Linked DNA regions of Homo sapiens: region 2 is linked to region 1. Evidence: read pairs that join two places in POLR2A ChIA-PET (ENCODE). Cell type or tissue: IMR-90. All regions are shown on one strand. Each heading gives the region's core, and the rest is flanking DNA. Links, peaks and the distances in the headings are about the cores only.

Region 1 (2,918 bases), core at 232-2,731:
TCTTTCAAAATGGTGCTCAGAATCAACTAGCATAAACTTTGCTCACTGATTATCTGATAGCTTATTACCAGATTTAAGAAGGGGCTAGGGACCTTCCAGAGCAAATGGTTGCTTACTAGCTCACTTGAAAAATGCACTTGTTTCAGCACAGAAATAACAAATCTGTTTCTGATTCCTAACATTATTTTCCAAATGCTGCCAAGAAAAGAATCTAAGGAATTCTTTTACATACACAACATACAAAAGACAACTGGAAAGAGGCCTGTGATCTGTTCCAGGGTGCACGATGACGAAGGATAGAGTTAGTTTCTAATATGAACTGCCCTTGTGGGAGCAGAGGCACATGCCTGAGATTGTTCATAGCTGTAATCTCCAACATAACTCTTTGCTATTATTAGACAACTTAAAGGCCTTCCTAAATCAGTAACTTGTGAAGCAGAAGAGTATAGGACCCTATCGTTCGGGGCATGCAGGCAGCTGGGACACACCCAATTCCACAGAATTCACCACTTTTCTGCTCCATGAAACTAGATTTCTACCTCTTGGAAGACACATAAAGGCTGAGGAAGGGAAAGAACCTGTCTAACACAAACCAGGTTAAAAGTCCCTAGAGAGAATGCGAAACCAGGTAAAATCCATTAGTAAATTCAGGAACTTGAGGTCTGTGATGCTTATAAAATATAGTGAAATTATTCCTGGGGCACAGAAGGATATATGTATGCATCCTGTCCATATTAAAAGCAACATCAGGCCAGGCGTGGTGGCTCACGCCTGTGATCCCAACACTTTGGGAGGCTGAGGCGGCGAATTACTTGAGGTCAGGAGGTCGAGATCAGCCTGGCCAACATGGTGAAACCTCATCTCTAATAAAAATACAAAAATTAGCCGGACAAGGTGGTGTATGCCTGTAGTCCCAGCTACTCCGGAGGCTCAGGCAAGAGAATCACTTGAACCCAGGAGGCGGAGGTTGCAGTGAGCCAAGATCGCACTACTGCACTCCAGCCTGGGCAACAGAGCGAGACTCTGTCTCAAAAAAAATAAGAATAAAAGCAACATCATTTAAAAAATATTACCTCGTTTTTAAAACTCAACAGCAGAGAGTCTGCTTTAAAATTTTCAACATTGTGTAACAATCACACCAATGATTTCAAAAGTACATATTTTAGCATGGTTTACTTCTGTTATACTAATAAGGGGGACTTAGCAACAGAGTCCCCTTTGAAGAGAAGGAGGATAAGCAGGAGAATGTTGAAAGACTGAGTCATCCAACAGACTGAGCTATCTAATGCAACTGTTTAAATTTTTGGCTCACACTGAGTTGACTGCAGTGAACTAAGTTCAATTTTGTTTTTTGTTTTTCCCCTTCTCAGCGGGATAAAAGTTCATGAAAGAAGCCGAATCGATTAAAGGAAATAAAAAGGCAACATTTTCCTTTGCATGACTGATCATAATGGGTATGTACATTTTCAACTCTTCTACCTACACATACAAACTCATCTTAAATTTGCATTGCCATAGTTTCAAAGGCATCCTCAAAGCAGCTATGTTGGATATCATTCTTACAGTTTTCCATTAAACACACTTCCCATGCAGCTGCCCTCAGGCTATGTGATTTTACATGCGGTCCACTGAATTGGGTTGAATAGCGTCCTCCCAAAATCATGTCCGCTCACAACCCTGGAATATGACCTTATTTGGAAATATGGTCTTTGCAGATGTAATTAGTTAAGGTGAAGTGATATACTGGATTAAGGGTGGACCCTAAGTCCAATAAGTGGTGTCCTTTTAAGAAAAACATCTGACACAGAGACACAGAGAAACACACAGGAAGGAAGGCGGTAGGAAGAGGGGCAGAAACTCAAGTGATGCTACCGAAAGCCAAGAAATGCCTGGAGCCATCAGGAAGTGGAAGAGGCAAGGAAGAGTCTTTCCTGGAGCCTTCAGAGGGAGCACGGCCCTGCCAACTCCTTGATTTCAGACTTCTAGCCTCTAGAACTGTGAGAGAATACATTTCTGGATAAGCCACTCACTAAGCAGTAATTTGTTATGACAGCTCTGGGAAACTAATGCAGATTTGTCTACTAACCAGTGCCAGTAGGACAATACTTCACTACCAGTCCACAATTAGATTAGTACAGGAAATGAGATTAAATGTTTAAGAACTTTTATAGCTGTTTGACAATGTGGTGATATCACACAAGCACATGATTTTGTGTTTTACAAAACATCAGTCTGTAATGGTTTGGAAATTTCTTTTAAAAAGTCTTCACCGAAGTTAGAGAAGCACTGCAAAGATAATTAGTATTTATAAAGTTAAAGCTGATGTACCATAATTAAGAAATCTACATTCAGAACTATTTCAGAGAAGTGTAATTATGTTCCACGTAGCTTTAGTAGTAAAAACATTTTATTCTAATTTTTATTTATTCTTTAAACATTTTTTTCGAGACAGGGTCTCACTCTATTGCCCAGGCTAGAGTGCAGGGGCACAATCATGACTCACTGTAGCCTCGAACTCCTAGCCTCAAGCAATCCTCCTGCCTCAGCCTCCCAAGTAGCTGGGACTACAGTTCCATATCACCACATCTGGCTAACTTTTTAATTTTTTGTGGAGACAAGGTCTCCCTATGTTAGCCAGGCTGGTCCCGAACTCAGGGCCTCAAGTGATCCTCTCTCCGCGGCCTTCTAAAGCATTCGGATTATAGGCTTGAGACATGGCACCTGGCCTATTCTACGTCTTAGAATAATCTGTGAATGGTACACATGGTAGTTTGCTATTAATCATATTATTCGCTATTAATCATATTATTTGATTAGCCATAATTCACTTCCCAGACCATAATGGATCACTTGCTACACAGTGAAGGAACGTACCATGCCTTTGTTAGCCACAGAGACCTTAGCTGAACTTCGCAGAA
Region 2 (2,918 bases), core at 225-2,724, 190 kb after region 1:
CCAATAAGCTATCTGGAAGTCATTCTCTTCCTTTAAAATTCAGCCTAGTTATAGAAAGTCCTCTCGCTCCCACAGGTCATATTAGCAATAGCAGTTGAGATCAGAAGGTTGGAGGAGTAGAGATAGGGTTCATACAAATTGAAGCCATATGTACTAGATGAGATTATTGTCCAAAATTCTTCCCTCCATCCCTCAGTCATGTAAACCTAAAGCTCACTGAAGTGGGTGGGGTGTATTTCTCCCCTCTATTCATGATCCACCCATGTAGCTGGCTCTGGACATGGAATGTCATTGAACATGACACACGCAAAAGACTTAAATGTGCTTGCGTCCTTCAGCTCCGCCTCTCGCACCCCTGTGATTGCCACGAAGACAGCATGCACCAGCTAGCTGCTATCCCTTCAGTCTGGGCCCCAGAATGAGACACACAGTCTTATGTTTAACCTAAAGTCTGCCAAGCCAAGATGACCCACAGTCTGAAGCAGAGTTATCCCAGCTGACCCACAGACCTGTAAGCAAAAAAAAAAAAAAAAAAGCTTCATGTTGTAAACTACTGAGTGTTTTTGAGATTTGGGAGATAAGGAGATAAATAGCTAACTAAAACACCACTGCTGGTTAAAATAAACAGCACATTTTTTCACTTGTTCACATTGGTAGGTCCAGATTGTAACATTCTAATAGTATGAAGACTATGTATTTTACATAAAGAGACTCTAACGAGTTGCACAATTAATTTAAGATCCCTATGAGAAGTAATAAACCATATCAATGTAGAGAATTATGAAACACAGGTGGGAGTCAGTAGAAAGTGAAGAAACAGCGCCACAAATGAGTAAAGCAGGTCTAGCAGGCTTGTCTGTTGAGTTACTGACTACTGGCATGTCCCAATGGCATTGACACAACCATCACACTTGAATTCTTTTCCTGTTAATAACACAAAGCTTCTCTTTTCCATTCATAATTGAAACATACTTTCATAGGTCAAAGACTTTGGCTTCAGAAACTTAATAAAATGAGACTTTAATTTGATATCAAATCTAATTTGAAAGGCAAGCACAGTGAGTGATGGTCTTCTTTGTTTAAGTTACTGAGGAAAGTACAGAGGCGACTATTATGTAAATTACACACTTGTACCAAGACAAGGTTGAATGCTGTCACAGTGAGCTCTGTGAATGGAGGTGAGGGAGGCAACCATGCAAGCTGAGAAAAATAATGAAGAAACGATTCATTACACAGTACACATCCTATATGTAGGACACAAAGGCAAGCAGAATCAACACGCAACATGTTGGCCAACACCATACTCACATTGGGAGGAGAAATGTAGTTTCAATAAAACATTATCCATAACTTGTTGATTTGAACTTTTCTGCTTGGTAGCTGTGTTGAAATCTAATTTTAGATGTTGTTTCTGTTTTATGGGTGTAATGTGTGTAAGAGGTAGGAAGTGTTGCCTCAGTTAGTATCCAGTTGTTGTGAGTGATAGAGAAGCCAGCACAAACCCACTTTAACGGGAAAGAAAAAGTACTTATTCATGTAGCGGAAAAGCCTCAGTGTCATGAACTGCTTGACCCAGGAACTCCAAAAATGTAATCAAAATTTGTTTTCTTTTAGTTCCTTGGCACTGCCTTTTGCTGCGTCAGCTTCATTTTTAACATTCATGTGGTAGCTTCTGTATCTCCAGGCTCACATCTTCCTTATCACCACAGGTTCCTGTGGAAAAAGAAAAATGAGGCAGGGTGTATGGTGGCTCAGCCTGTCATCTCAGCACTTTGGGAGGGCAAGGCAGTTGGATGCTTAAGCCCAGGAATTTGAGATGAGCCTGGGCAACCTAGAGAGACCTTATCTCTACCCAAAATTTTAAAAATTAGCCAGGTATGGTGGCATGTGTCTGTGGTCCCAGCTGCTCGGGAGGCTGAGGTGGGAGGATTGCTTGAGCTTTGGAGGTCGAGGCTACAGTGAGCTATGATCTCACCACTGCACTCCAGCCTGGGCGACAGAGAAAGACTCTGTCTCAAAAAAGAAAAAGTAGACCCCATGCAACTGTAATATTCACTCAGATGGATCCAATCACTGTAGCCAGGGCCTCATGCTTCTGTGGCGTTACTGGAAGTGTGCACGCTGATCATTTTCAATGACAGGTGGGGCTAGGAGAAAAGTTCCCAGAAGGAAATTAGGGTCCTCTCAGGAAAGTAAGATTTATTTTTGGTGAACAAGCAACAGCAACTCTCTTCTACAGCAGGAGTTGGCAAACTATGGCCCACGGGCCAAACTTATCCTACTGCCTGTTCTTATACAACCCACTATTTTCAGGCTCAAATTACTATCTGTTAATCAGTAATAATACTTACTAAAGAAGAAAATAATGTATGTCAATCAATAAATATTTATTGTAATAAATTAAATTATTTATTGTAAGGAAGCCAGTTGGTTAGCAGAAAGAGATGCAATAAAGATTGGGTTTTAGGCTGGGTGCAGTGGCTCACACCTATAATCCCAGCACACTGGGAGGCCGAAGCAGGAGGACTGCTTGAGCCCAGGAGTTCAAGACCAGCCTGGGCAACATAGTGAGATTCCATCTCTACAAAAAAATACAAAAATAAGCCGGGTGTCATGGCATGTGCCTATAGTCCCAGCTACTCGGGAGGCTGAGGTGGGAGGATTGCCTGAGCCCAGGAGGTCGAGGCTGCAGTGAGCCGTGATCTCGCCACTGCATTCCAGCCTGGGTGACAGAGTGAGACTGTCTCAAAACAAACAAACAAAACAAAACAAAAAATCCCCATATTATTTCAAATAAGGTCACATTCTGAGGTTCCCACTGGACATGAATATTGGAGGGAGAGACATTTAACCCACTAGAGCTGGGTTCAATAAAATCATACTCTCAGGAATTTGAAATGGGGTAACTAATAGTGGGA

Evidence for each region. Peaks named below come from ENCODE experiments on the same cell type or tissue, not always from the same donor. Only the 100,000 strongest peaks of a DNase experiment are listed, where the experiment ranks them.
Region 2: POLR2A ChIA-PET joins it to region 1 with 11 read pairs; 4 of 35 experiments call an interaction of 5 or more read pairs at or near these places.

Annotation. Positions count from the first base shown.
Region 1 is chr6:138,540,337-138,543,254 of GRCh38, forward strand. It overlaps a transcript of NHSL1 not described here. Among named protein-coding and RNA genes, the nearest start is that of NHSL1, 42 kb to the left of the region's middle. In IMR-90, for the core only: no CTCF peak of the experiment used is centred there; DNase peaks (open chromatin) are centred at 295 and 1,255; H3K4me3 peaks cover 358 bases; H3K27ac peaks cover 2,227 bases.
Region 2 is chr6:138,725,781-138,728,698 of GRCh38, forward strand. CCDC28A-AS1 (CCDC28A antisense RNA 1) reads right to left here. Exons shown (of 3, transcript NR_161205.1): 3 at 1-1,713. Among named protein-coding and RNA genes, the nearest start is that of NHSL1-AS1, 36 kb to the left of the region's middle. In IMR-90, for the core only: no CTCF peak of the experiment used is centred there; no DNase peak of the experiment used is centred there.